Linked DNA regions of Homo sapiens: regions 1 and 2 are each linked to region 3. A link is a contact called in ENCODE Hi-C data. All regions are on one chromosome and are shown on one strand. The core of a region is the stretch at or near the end of the contact, and the rest is flanking DNA. Distances in the headings are between cores, read along the strand shown. Region 1 holds the start of ORC5 (origin recognition complex subunit 5). Region 2 holds the start of NAMPT-AS1 (NAMPT antisense RNA 1). Region 3 holds the start of SAMTOR (S-adenosylmethionine sensor upstream of mTORC1).

Region 1 (3,803 bases), core at 233-2,732, 8.7 Mb after region 3:
CTGTACATTCTTTTGTTTACAATTTCCTTCTTGGTCTCACAGGTGAATCTTTTCTTCAGCCTCAGCTTCCAGGTTCTCTCCTCTGAGAAACCATCCTAAATCATCCAGATGGTAAGGCATGTTCTCTCAGATCAACAATTATCTTTATTATGTAACTGCCAGGCGTTAACTGTGTATGCTGGAAATTGAACTGTGAAGACAGTGTTTCCTGTCCTCATAAAGTATATAGAGAGGGAGACTAACATTTTAGACAGTTTAGTCAGTTTTATTGAATGCTATAAAGATGTCGTGTTATGATTATAATATATGTATACCTTATATGCACAGTATGTTACGGACGTATAACCATCTTAGGAGAGTATCAGAGGCCAGCTTCCCTTGGAGACATTGAAATTTAATGGGTGGTCCCATTATAACCTTTAGAATTCTCTATTAAAAAGTACCTGGGCAAATGCTTTTGAATTGTTGCTGTGAAAATACTATTTTGACTAGCTAATACGTTATATACCACAACTCTCAAAAGATCCTTTTGACCATCACAAATCTAAGACTGATCTACAATCTATGGGCAGATTGAAGTCCACAATTTAAATTTATGTATAACAGGTAGTATGTACAGGATCTTCTACTCCTAGCAATAACCTAGCCAGTATTATCCCTATTTTATAGATAAGGAAGTTGAGGCTCAACTATTCCAAAGTCCCCCTATTCAGCAGTTGAGTCAGTCAGTGGTCCCAACCCAGGGGTTTCAGGACGCCAAGCTCTCTTTCCACCATGCACTTGCCTACTTCTGTATCTTATTTCCAGAATCTTCTAGTGTTTAGTCGCTAGTAGGTGCCTCACAAATAAATACACGTGAAAGCCTAATGCTAAAAGTAGCATTATTTTTACTATCAACCTCACCAACACACACTACGACTTCATCCCATTAGGACTGAGAGGCTTTCCACATCTGGTTTAAAGCTTGCACAAAAAATAGTAATTCCAAGCTGTGCATTAAACCCCATTACACCCTGTTTTGTACTCAATGCCACTAATTTCCCACAACGTCGTCAGGGAAAAAAACGACAACAAAAACATCTTTTGACAATATTAGTCTTCTAAGTCCGCCTTCCACGTCCCTCTAAGGGCCCCAGCTCCGGGTCCGTCTTCTTAGGCACTCAAGGTTTCTAAACTTGGGGCTTCCAGCCGGTAAAACTAAAGGCACGGGGTTCAGGGGTCATTGGAGGCCCACGGGACCCCCTTAACCCCTTCCACCCCTTCCCTATTCGCCCATCTCCATGTCGTCTCCTTAGCCTTTGAGTGGAAAAAGCGTCAGCCCGAAATCCCCACCAAGCCCAAGAATGGGCAAAACCTCGGCGCGCACAGGACCAGCGAGAAGAGGATGGTTCCGGCCCTGAGACTAGAGCGGCGGCGACGCTCGGCGTACGCGCTGCCGTCACGCCGCAGCCCGGCAGCGCAGGCTCCTCCCACGACGCTGCGGGTCCGGTTTCCGGCGGGAGCGTGGGCCGCCAGACTCGGGAGAGGCTCCGTCTTGTGCAAGGGTCCTGTGGGCTGGCTGCACTGGCCTCTGCGGTGGTGCCTGCCAGAATGCCCCACTTGGAAAACGTGGTGCTTTGTCGCGAGTCTCAAGTGTCCATCTTGCAGTCCTTGTTTGGAGAGGTATTGTAGTTAAACTGTCTTCCAGATCCTGGAGGCAGACGTTTCGGTAGTCTTGCGACCTGTTCCAATATTTGTTTTTTCGTGTTTGGATTGAGGGCCAAAAGGCCGTTTTTACGTTAAATAGGGGTGTTGTGGTTCTGTACTGCAGCTTCACCCACAGTCTCTTCCGAATATTGAAGAGGAGACAGTCTGAGAGCGACCGGCCTGCACTATAGGACGTTGCCTAAGACGTATTTGAAACACGCCACACTTTTCAGAAGTTTGCCCACATTAGCTCCTAGAAGTTGCTTGTTATCTTACCCCAACCCAATGACATTTATGTAACAGATGTGTTTGCAGGGTGTTATTTATTCAAATGTAAGTTCACACGTTTCTGTGCGGTAGTTGGAGTGAGTCAAGTGTAGAGAGGTGGTTGCTTTCAAGGCCACTAAGGGCCAAAGCAGTGCTTCAGGTTTAAAAATTTACTGGCTTTTCCAGAATTGTAACAGTCCAGAAGAGGTCTAGGGTAAACTTTTCTCCTTAACTGATAGTTCACAGGATGCCCTAGAGAGGAGTTTGTCTTGTCTGGATGAACATAGATACGTAGGGAGTCCTTTCAATAGGCAGAGGGTAGCGTTCACCAATTCAAAATTTAACCTATTTTTGACTATTTTCTGGTGGTCTTTGATGTGCTTTTTGATTCAGACTCAATCAGAATTGGAATTAATCAAACTTGGATCTTACCTGCGAAGAGAGTGAATGAGAATTCAGGGTCATACTCATACCCCCATCTTCTGGTTTGCTTTTTTAAGTACAGTCATGCGTTGCTGCCACTTAGTGAGGGGGATACGTCCTGAGAAATGCATCGTTAGGCAATTTAATCCCTGTGAATATCAGAAAGTGTATTTACACAAACCTAGATGGTGTAGCCTGCTATACACCTAGGCTGTATGGTGTAGCCTGTTCCTCCTAGGCTATAAACCTCTACAGCGGTGCTACTATACTGAATACTGTAGGCAGTTGTAACACAGTGATAAGTCTGCATCTAAAAGTGTCTAAACATAGAAAAGGTACAGTGAAAATAGGGTATTATAATCTTATGAGATCACTGTTGTATATGTGGTCCATCTTTGAATGTACACGTGACTGTACTTTCATCCAACTAGAAATATTGCATGGCAATTTGAGGTGGCCTGTGAAGCATTAGTGGAAAAGTACTACCCTCTGTCTAAAGGGGTGCATTATTTAGGGAAGTTAGAGGTCAACAACTGCATCTTCAATTAATTTTCTATTTATACTGCTTTCAATTATAGTTATATTATTACTGGAGCATTTTCTTGATTATGTTCTCTGCATTTCATCTATGGAACGCAGATCACTCCAGCCAGAAATGTTCCTGCTGAAAGAGCAAATTGGCAAATAGGGATGAGTAAACTTAGTGGTGGATCACAGAAGAGTTTTTGACCTTTGCTTTTAATGAAAATTATGTTTAACAATATTTTAATATCAGTTTTCTGCAAGGTGCTGTGCATGTGGGAAATACAAACAACTATAGCAAAGAAATATAAAAAATTGGTTCATGTTTCTAAGAATACTCATTTATTTGTTCAATAAATAAATATTTACCGAGCACCTTTTCTGTGTCAGGTACTAGCTTATTGCAGTTTATGTTAGCGAGATTTATGAAGGTGAAAGGTTAAATAACAGTGGAACAGTTCAATATAATTCTAGGTCACAATAGAAAAGATGTTTAAGGTATTATTAGGCAACAACATGTAATGGATAGCAGAGATACTCAGCAACATGCATTTAATTCTTGAGACAGAATTTTTTGTTTTTGTTTTTTGAGACAGGGTTTGGCTTTCTTTCCCAGGCTGGAGTGCAGTGGCATGATCTTGGCTCACTGCAGTCTCTGCCTCCCAGGCTCAAGCAGTCCGCCCACCTCAGCCTCCGAGTAGCTGGGACCACAGGTGTTTGCCTCCAAGCCTGGCTATTTTTGTGTTTTTTGTAGAGATGGGGTTTCACTGTATTTCCCAGGCGAACTCCTGAACTCAAGTGATCTGCCTGCCTTGGCCTCCCAAAGTGTTGGGATGACAGGCTTGAGCCACTGCATCCTGCTGAGACAGAATTTTTGGGCCAGTTAATTTATGATTGTTACATAT
Region 2 (4,293 bases), core at 323-2,822, 6.7 Mb after region 3:
GGGAGGCCGAGGCGGGAGGATCACGAGGTCAGGAGATCGAGACCATCCTGGCTAAGACGGTGAAACCCCATCTCTACTAAAAATACAAAAAATTAGCCGGGCGTGGTGGCGGGCGCCTGTAGTCCCAGCTGCTTGGGAGACTGAGGCAGGAGGATGGCGTGAACCAGGGAGGCGGAGCTTGCAGTGAGCCGAGATCCAGCCACTGCACTCCAGCCTGGGCGACAGAGCGAGACTCCGTCTCAAAATAGAAATAATAATTTGTTTAAATGCGTTTACAAATAATTTTCCCCGGTAAAACACAGGGAAGATCAACCAATAAATACATAAGCCCTCTTGTTTCAAACCTCGTTGCTGAAAATAATTGTAAGTGTACTAGTATTTACTACATTGGTGAGTGCCTGGTGATACCTTCCACTTCCATGATCTTTGCCCTGTATTGTATCTACGTGTAGATGAGGTGATTGTCAAAAATATATACTGACTTCAAGACATAGTGTTGACTGAGGTTGTCTTTATTAGAAGTCTCAGCCATGCCTCCAGTTTCGAGATGAATCTCAATTCACAAGTTCCACTATGAATCTCAATTCACAAGTTCCACTACCACCACCACCATCACTGCCCCCAGATAGAATGAGACTTCTAATAACTTGAAAGACAAGTCTATAAATATCCTGTAATCGTTTTCACTGTATCACTTTTTCCTGGCTACTTTTATCCGATAAAAACCTCAATTTATTTTTAAGCTATTAAACATGCGGACAAAGGGAATCTTAGTTTTATGCAAAAACGCAACCACGCATGAGAACTGCGCAAGTCTTTCTTGGAATGGTCTGTATTTGGGTGAAGTCATCAGACGTCATTACACTTCTTTATTTTGGGGTTGCCAACTCGTTTCCCAGGATTTAAAGACTATAACGATGATAAAAGTCAGTGTCGCACCCTGTCAAAGGCTTGGCCCGTTGCCTTTTCCTTCCCGGCAATACTCGGTTCAATTAGGTCTTGTCCCCTCATTATCTGTGAGGACTGAATTCCACCCCCGCTTTTCAACGCAGGCTCTTTGCTCGGGAAAAGTCAAACCATCTCTCAAAGGATCAAAGAGCTCAGCCATAGACAGAGCCGCCGGAGGAAAGCGGAGTCGCTGCATCAGATGAAAGGGGCCCCTCAGCCTCACTCCTCACCGCAGCTCCTGGGATCTTAAAGACAGGGTCAGGAGGATCAGGAGGGACAAGAGGGATGGAGGCGAAAGGCTGGATCCTTAATCCAGGCCGGAGACAAAGGTGAGTAACTGCGCGTGGTGGACGGGAAGATGGGCAGTAGGAGGCTCCTCGCCCCCTAGCCGGGTGGCGTGACTTCAGGAGGACCCAGAAAACCGGCCAGGACTGGGTAGGACGGAAGGTCCCAGGCGGGGCGGGCGAACCGGCTCCTCGTGGCACTGGCAAAGCTGGGAACGCCCCCTCCAGGCCCCGCCCTCCCGCGCCCGTGCCGGGAACTCGAACTTAGGTAAGCGCCCGGGTCACGCGCCGGGGCTGCCCCGCTGCCTCCAGCTTCCCAGAGCTGGCGTCTGGGAGGAAGAGCGCGTGCATCACGTCCTCCTCCCCGCCCCGCCTCCGCGCACTGCGCAGCGCGCTGCCGCGCCCCGCCCTTTCTCGGCCCCCGGAGGGTGACGGGGTGAAGGCGGGGGAACCGAGGTGGGGAGTCCGCCAGAGCTCCCAGACTGCGAGCACGCGAGCCGCCGCAGCCGTCACCCGCGCCGCGTCACGGCTCCCGGGCCCGCCCTCCTCTGACCCCTCCCCTCTCTCCGTTTCCCCCTCTCCCCCTCCTCCGCCGACCGAGCAGTGACTTAAGCAACGGAGCGCGGTGAAGCTCATTTTTCTCCTTCCTCGCAGCCGCGCCAGGGAGCTCGCGGCGCGCGGCCCCTGTCCTCCGGCCCGAGATGAATCCTGCGGCAGAAGCCGAGTTCAACATCCTCCTGGCCACCGACTCCTACAAGGTAAAGCTCGGGGCCCGGGCAGATGAGGAGGAGCGGGGCGCGCTGGGGACGAGCGCGCGGCAGGGGGGCGGGGGCGGCTGGGGCTGGGGTTGGGGCTGGGGCTGGGGCTAGGGTCGCGGCGCGGGGAGGCCCGGGGGAGGCGCGGGCGGCGGCGGCTGGGGCAGGTGAGGAGGCGCCGCAGTGGGCAGGAGGTGGCTTGAGGAGGATGGAGGGCTGGGCGGTGGAGGCGGGGCCTGGGGGCGCGCGGCGGCGGCGGCGCGGCGGGGGGCTGAGGCGGGCCCCAGCGGACTCCCGGGCGCCGGTGCTCGGGGCTCGGGGCTCGGGGCTTGGGCGTCGCCGGCGAGCGCATGCCCTTCCCTGAAGCGCGGCCTCTTGGCCTGGAGCTGGGACCAGTTAGGTAACGGCCCCGGGGACCCGCAGTGGAGAGTGAGCGGGGCTTTCCCCCGGGCCAGCCCGGCGCGCTCGCCCCTGGCTGGGCAGGTAAGTCTCCCGGGGCGCGAGGTGGGAGAAGTCCTGGCGCGGGCGCCGGAGCAGCCGCGGTCCTCTGCGGCTCCGGCGCGGAGGACACTCGCCTGGCCCCGGTAGCCGTAGTGGATTCCCCTGTCCCACTCCGCCGGGCTCCGTTTCAAACTCCTTGGCACCTAGTGATTGCTCGTGCTCCTTATCCCTGGGTGTAGAGGCCGCTCTGCTCTTATCTGCTTTAGGGTCATTACAGGATTTCTGTGAAAAGGAAAATGAAACACGAGGATTTAAAGGAACTGTAGTTTTAACCCTAGAGAACATGTGGAGAGGGAAATGGCACAGCGTTGCGTTCACATGCCCATTGAACACTTGTGTGGGTAGCTGCCACATTCAGTTGATATGAAGCACGCAGTAGTGAAGGGAAGAGGTAAAGTAAATTTTACTTGAGCAGCATAGTGGTTTGGAATACAGTGGTAAAACATAGTACTCTCATGTTTTTGTTTTGATTCTTTTTTTTTCCTTTGTTTTTAGCCCTCCTCCGATATTCCGAGAAAGTATTTTAGAGAATTCCATTTTACTTAAGTTTTGTCTGTTTTTTTCCAATCAGCTTAAAATGCTGTTTATGATATTTAGATAGGTTCTTGAAATCGAGCCAAGATCCATCAACAAGTTGTCTTTTAGATGCAAGTTTAAAGTATTGCAAAATCCGAACACTATCAAGTATGATTCTTGAATATTGTCAAGTATACGTGATAATACCTCAAGTATGGTCCTTTACTTGGTCCTAAAACCTCCTCTTGTGTTCTCTTGGTTCAATCATAGTGTTTTCAAAATTTTAAATAGTGATTTTAGAATAGCCTCATTGATAGTTTTGTAGAATTTTTTTCTTAACTAAATCTAAAATAACTGTCAGATTTTTTTTTTACATGTTAGCCAAATGTAAAGGGAGGTTGAATAGTCTAAATTTTAAAAACAGAAGAATGCAACTTCCTTTAGTTTGCAGTTCCTCTAACCATTATACATAAGGAATGTAAAATTACTTTAACATCAGTTTTCTGGGGTGCTTTTAGTTAGAATAGTGAATTATCTTAAAGGTTTCTAATCTAGTGAGCCATACTTAATTGCACTATTAGAATTTGCACCTATTTAATAAATTTTACTTCTGTCAACTTTCAAGTCAGACTGGTGTGTTTTATATCCTTTATAATATGAAACTTCAGAATATTTTCATCTTAGATTTTTCATTTTTTCCCCAAAAGTCACCTCTAGAGGGTTCAATCAAGTCGATATGTTTTATACCAGTGGCTTACCGCAGTATGCTAAAATAGATTGTGTATTCCACAGTCACATTTAAGTCTTAGGTTTCATTTCCCTTATGTTTTTAGGGGTCCTTATAACCTATTTTACATTTTTGTCTTTTTATCTTAGGAAAAAGGACAAAAATGATAATCTTGAGGTTAGAAGTAATGAAACTTATTTAGAAATTACACGAGAATGTTACATATCCTTATCAGTGCTTACAAACTATTGGCCAAAGTTGGGAACTCTAGTAGTTTCAGATGTGTTGATGAAGAGAGCAAAATATTGTTGATTTCTTCTTTCTAAAACTGAAGAAAGAATAATTGATTGCCTAAGCACTACGAAAGTTATTTTGCAAGTAGATGGTATGGTAGCAAGCACATGACAATGGGAGTTTTGTTTTGTCTTGTATCCTGTCAAGAGAGTCCAGAACTATTTGGACCAAAGGAGCATTTGAAGTATATACATTCACTTCTGTAAACTCATACTTTATTGTATATAGTAAGGAATTAAGGACACTGACGACTGTGGTTCCTCTATTT
Region 3 (3,999 bases), core at 399-2,898:
CTGTATTTTCCAAATTTCCTTCAGTGAACATCTTCAGTTAAGAGGCCTTAAAAGTTCATTTGCTAGTATTATGCTGAAAAGTTCTTTTTTAAAAAATAAAACTACAGTTCAGCACAAGTGAAATTTAATGCTCTTTTTACTATCATTGTATCTTTCGAATATCTGCACCATTATTTGCCTTCCATATGTATTAAAATATGGAAAGAGCCAAAAGAGACATGTAATTCAAGCTCCCCTTTCTTCCCAAATGAAATTCCCCCAAATAAGACCACCATATTTTCAATTTATTAGGCACTTCCGCTTAACTTCTCTTCATAATTATAAGGAGTTCTTTTGAAGTTTATATGTCCTTGTCTTTGTGTTTGATCTGTCTCTTCACTGTGCTGTAGGGACACATCTTCCGCCTTTAAATTCCATCAATCTCCCTTCACCTCCCGCTTCTCCTGTGTCCTAGACAGTGTGTATAATTCTTTGCTCTTCAGCGTATTCAATATAAAGAAGGTAGCATATAAAACAGTTACATAATGCAAGCTTTATTCGTAGTTAGAAAATCATTATCAAAATGTTACCATTGCAATCATTTCCATAGACTGTCACGTAACCAACACCTGCAATGGGGAAGTGGTACACAATCCAACACAACTCATTAGGGGCTCTCAGTCTATTCAATCTCTGACACTCCAGCAGCCTCAGTACCACTTCAGGAGCCAATGCAGTCTACCTCTCTCCAGAGAGCAGTGTTCCACCTTTCTGGGACAGAAGTCAACAATCGCGTTCCCCAAGAGATGGAAAAGAAGTGGAGGAGGGTGAACAGGTTACCAAACCCACTTAGATACACTCCGCATAGACTAACTCTCCAAATTAAAGGACAGGAGGTCACCTGAGCTGACCATAAAAGCTCAGAGTGCTGATGCGAATAAGATCAGGGAAGGCTGCTTATTAACACCGTGGTCACTACAAAAGTTCTTGAGGGCATCTGCTGTGAGTTTTCCATCGTTCCTTATTGTCCTCCTGCATCTCCTGTTGCTTTTCTTGGCCCTCTCCTTTTCGCATTTTCTATGTCCTTTGCCCAGCAGTAGTACTGCAGGCATAAACCATTGTCGACCTGAGAATTAAATTAGCATTTGGTAGCCAGACCTCTCCTTGAGCCTTAGAATGCTTGTGTGCTTGAGGTCCCTGAAGTGTAACGTCATCTCAAAGCGCAAGTAACTAAAGGGAACCTACATGTGACAAGGTGCAGCGGAGGTTCAAGCAGAGCACCCTGGCCGCATCGCAACAGATTATAAAGTGTAGGGGATGAAAATGATGGAAGACATCAGAAAGCCGAGCTGTAAAAAAGCCCAAACTAAGCAAACTGAGACGCGCAAGCGCGTTGCTCACAGCTCGTCTCCCGAGGCCGAGCCACAGCGCCTGCGCACAGAATCCGGGGAGGGTGGGGAAGAGATGAGCACCCAGGCCTGGAGCTCCCACTGCCTCAGCCTCCCTATCCCCGCAAGCTCCGCCTCCTCCAGCTGCTCGCCTTCCCAAACAACCGGGTTCGCCGCCGGCGCTTTCTGCCCATTGGCCCTTAGCCTTTTCCGTTTCCGCCCAGCCCTCAAAATCCACCAATCAGTTTGCACTTTTGGGTGAGGGTCCACCTCCAAGGCTGTCGCTCCGGTTCCTCTGCCTCCTCTGGCTGCTGCCTCCGCAGCTCCCTCCTCCTACCCCACCTCCTCCATCTGGGGAGCGTCTGCGGGGGCCTGAGGGGCGGCGGCGGCGGCGGCGGCTGCGATATGGAGCCAGGGGCCGGCGGCCGAAATACTGCTCGTGCGCAGAGGGCCGGGTCCCCGAACACTCCGCCGCCCCGGGAGCAGGAGCGGAAACTGGAGCAGGAGAAGCTCTCCGGTGTGGTGAAGAGCGTCCACCGGCGGCTCCGCAAGAAGTACCGAGAAGGTAAACAGCGCGCTGAGTGAGGGAGGAAGGGGAGGCCTCATCACCCCCAACCGCTTGTCACCTCTTCCCTCCTCCAAAGAGGCCACCATTAAAATGTAAAGGATCTGCACGTCCCCCCAGCCGCTGCTGCTCTCCCGGGCCTGGTCTGAGCCCCCTAGTCGGCATCAGACGCGCTCCTCCCCGCCCCCTTTTCTTTGAGGGCCCTTCGGGAGAGTTCTAGGCCTGTAAAGGAATTGAGTCCCCACCCCCTCCAAGCCCCTGTCCCCAGCCGGGGTGCTGAGGTTGTTGTCTCGGCACACACAAACACATACACGCTCACAGAGGAGGTGGGGGTCGCTTTTTGCAAGAGACGCCGAGGTAAAACAAGACAGGTAAAATCCATTTGTAAAAGACGAAAAGAAACCTGAGTTGTCCCTCCTTTACGCTTGACCTACCGGCTGTACCATTTGCTTCCTTATCAGACCCCCTTCCTAGTACTTCATTCCTACAACCATGCCGAGCCTTCCTCGCATTGGCTTCCAGGGCTGGGAAGCCAGCAGGCCTTTTAGCTGACTGGACTTCACATTGTTAAAAGGGGGCGGGCTACACTCGTGGCCCCCACTCCCATTTCTTAAATACTTGGTCTTAACTGTTTATTTAGGCGATGAGGAAGAGATCTGGGCAGGTTCTGAAAATACCGTTTGTATTGGAAGCCTCCTAAAGACACCTGCCGATAAAGCCCACCCTCGGCTTCCATGGATGGGGTTCCGGTGAGAACCCCCTCTGTGGAAGCTCATAGGGGAAGAAGCCTTAGTGGCTTTTGCCTGTGCCTGAAGAGTGTTTATAGTTGGAGTCTACAGTTATCCTTGATATCTTTAAATATAGGCTTTTGTACACAGCTGTTTTATAAGATTTTGACAGTGAAAATTCTGTTTTCATAGGCTTGGGAGAGAGACTTCTCCTGAGTATCGAAATGAGGAAAGCTTTCCACTGGTTCTCATTTTAGCTTAATTGCAAACTGAAAAGTCAGCAGCCTTCTGGTGTTAGTCCTATACTTAGTTAATAATTTAGGATTAGAAGGAAAATTATGGCAGTGAAGGAATACAGACAGGTAAGATCATGTTACTGTTGATTTATACACACGTTTCAACTACTCTAGAAAGTTAAAACTAAGTATCCTTTGTTCTTTTGAATGTAGTTGATATGTTTCATTTTTCAAACTTTAAAGGTTTCTTTCCTTAGCAAATCAAGCTTAGCTTTTAATAGAGGCTGTTTAATCATCCCCAAATGGGGCTTGTAGTTATTGTTTAACAGATAGCAATAGAAAGAGTCTTATCAGACCTACTTAGGATGGTAAAATATGTTTTTTGAAAGAATGCTACCCAAACCCACAATTTAGTCAATAAAATGAGTAGTTACCATAGCAACAACTGCATCATTCTTGATATTCAAAGAATGCTCTTACATAATGGAATTCACTGTAGATTTTATGTTATTTGGAGAGATTAGGAAATAAATGGACACATTTTCCTGCAATTTATCCTGCTATTTTGTACAAATTTAAGTGCATCTTTCTAAAGAGAAAAATGACTAGCATAGAATTCCATTTCTATTTTTACCTTTTAATAATTTCATTATTCATTTATTCATAAATGAATAGGTTCCACTCAAATTAACACACTAATGTGGCATCTCTTCAAGTGCTGTTTATATGTGCTTAGTTCCCACATGTTTAACCATGTTTTAAGCCTGAGTATTAACCACAGGAACTCTTGTTTATGAGAATCGGAAGTTACCAGATCTAGAATAGATACATGGAGTTCATAAGTGAATGATCTAGTATGCTTCTGGGGAGTTAAAGTCCTGGCAGTTTAAACATTTGAATGAGACTATTCTTTAGGCGCTTTAATACCCTGAATTTCACCGGTGATCTAGACTTCTCTAGGCTTTGCTTGAATGATATACAAAGCCCCATCAGTGAATTAGCAGAATAAGTGATCCTAATGAGCATGCTCCTTCTACCTTTATTTCTGACATATAGGCTAAATATTAGTAGTAAAAAAGTCATCTGTGAAAAACTCTGTGCAC

The links. Hi-C counts contacts between places; a loop is a spot of excess contacts on that map. Pooled maps may share reads with other maps.
Region 1: a loop to region 3 is called in a pooled map, with 8 times the contacts of the local background. The contact joins the promoter of ORC5 here to the promoter of SAMTOR in region 3. A Hi-C loop is called at or near these places in 5 of 50 pooled maps.
Region 2: a loop to region 3 is called in a map of CD8-positive, alpha-beta T cell, with 6 times the contacts of the local background. The contact joins the promoter of NAMPT-AS1 here to the promoter of SAMTOR in region 3. A Hi-C loop is called at or near these places in 2 of 168 maps with a recorded cell type or tissue (CD8-positive, alpha-beta T cell and naive thymus-derived CD4-positive, alpha-beta T cell) and 5 of 50 pooled maps.

Annotation. Positions count from the first base shown.
Region 1 is chr7:104,205,692-104,209,494 of GRCh38, reverse strand. ORC5 (origin recognition complex subunit 5) reads left to right here and starts at 1,482. Exons shown (of 14, transcript NM_002553.4): 1 at 1,482-1,662. The coding sequence starts at 1,591. RefSeq lists enhancers at 1,304-1,463, 1,514-1,593, 1,634-1,823.
Region 2 is chr7:106,282,525-106,286,817 of GRCh38, reverse strand. It overlaps NAMPT-AS1 (NAMPT antisense RNA 1), which reads right to left and starts at 1,572. Exons shown (of 1, transcript NR_186647.1): 1 at 492-1,572. NAMPT (nicotinamide phosphoribosyltransferase) reads left to right here and starts at 1,835. Exons shown (of 11, transcript NM_005746.3): 1 at 1,835-1,990. The coding sequence starts at 1,934. RefSeq lists silencers at 1,336-1,875, 2,146-2,505.
Region 3 is chr7:112,937,524-112,941,522 of GRCh38, reverse strand. SAMTOR (S-adenosylmethionine sensor upstream of mTORC1) reads left to right here and starts at 1,648. Exons shown (of 5, transcript NM_152556.3): 1 at 1,648-1,932. The coding sequence starts at 1,773. RefSeq lists enhancers at 1,180-1,519, 1,174-1,690 and a silencer at 1,720-1,819.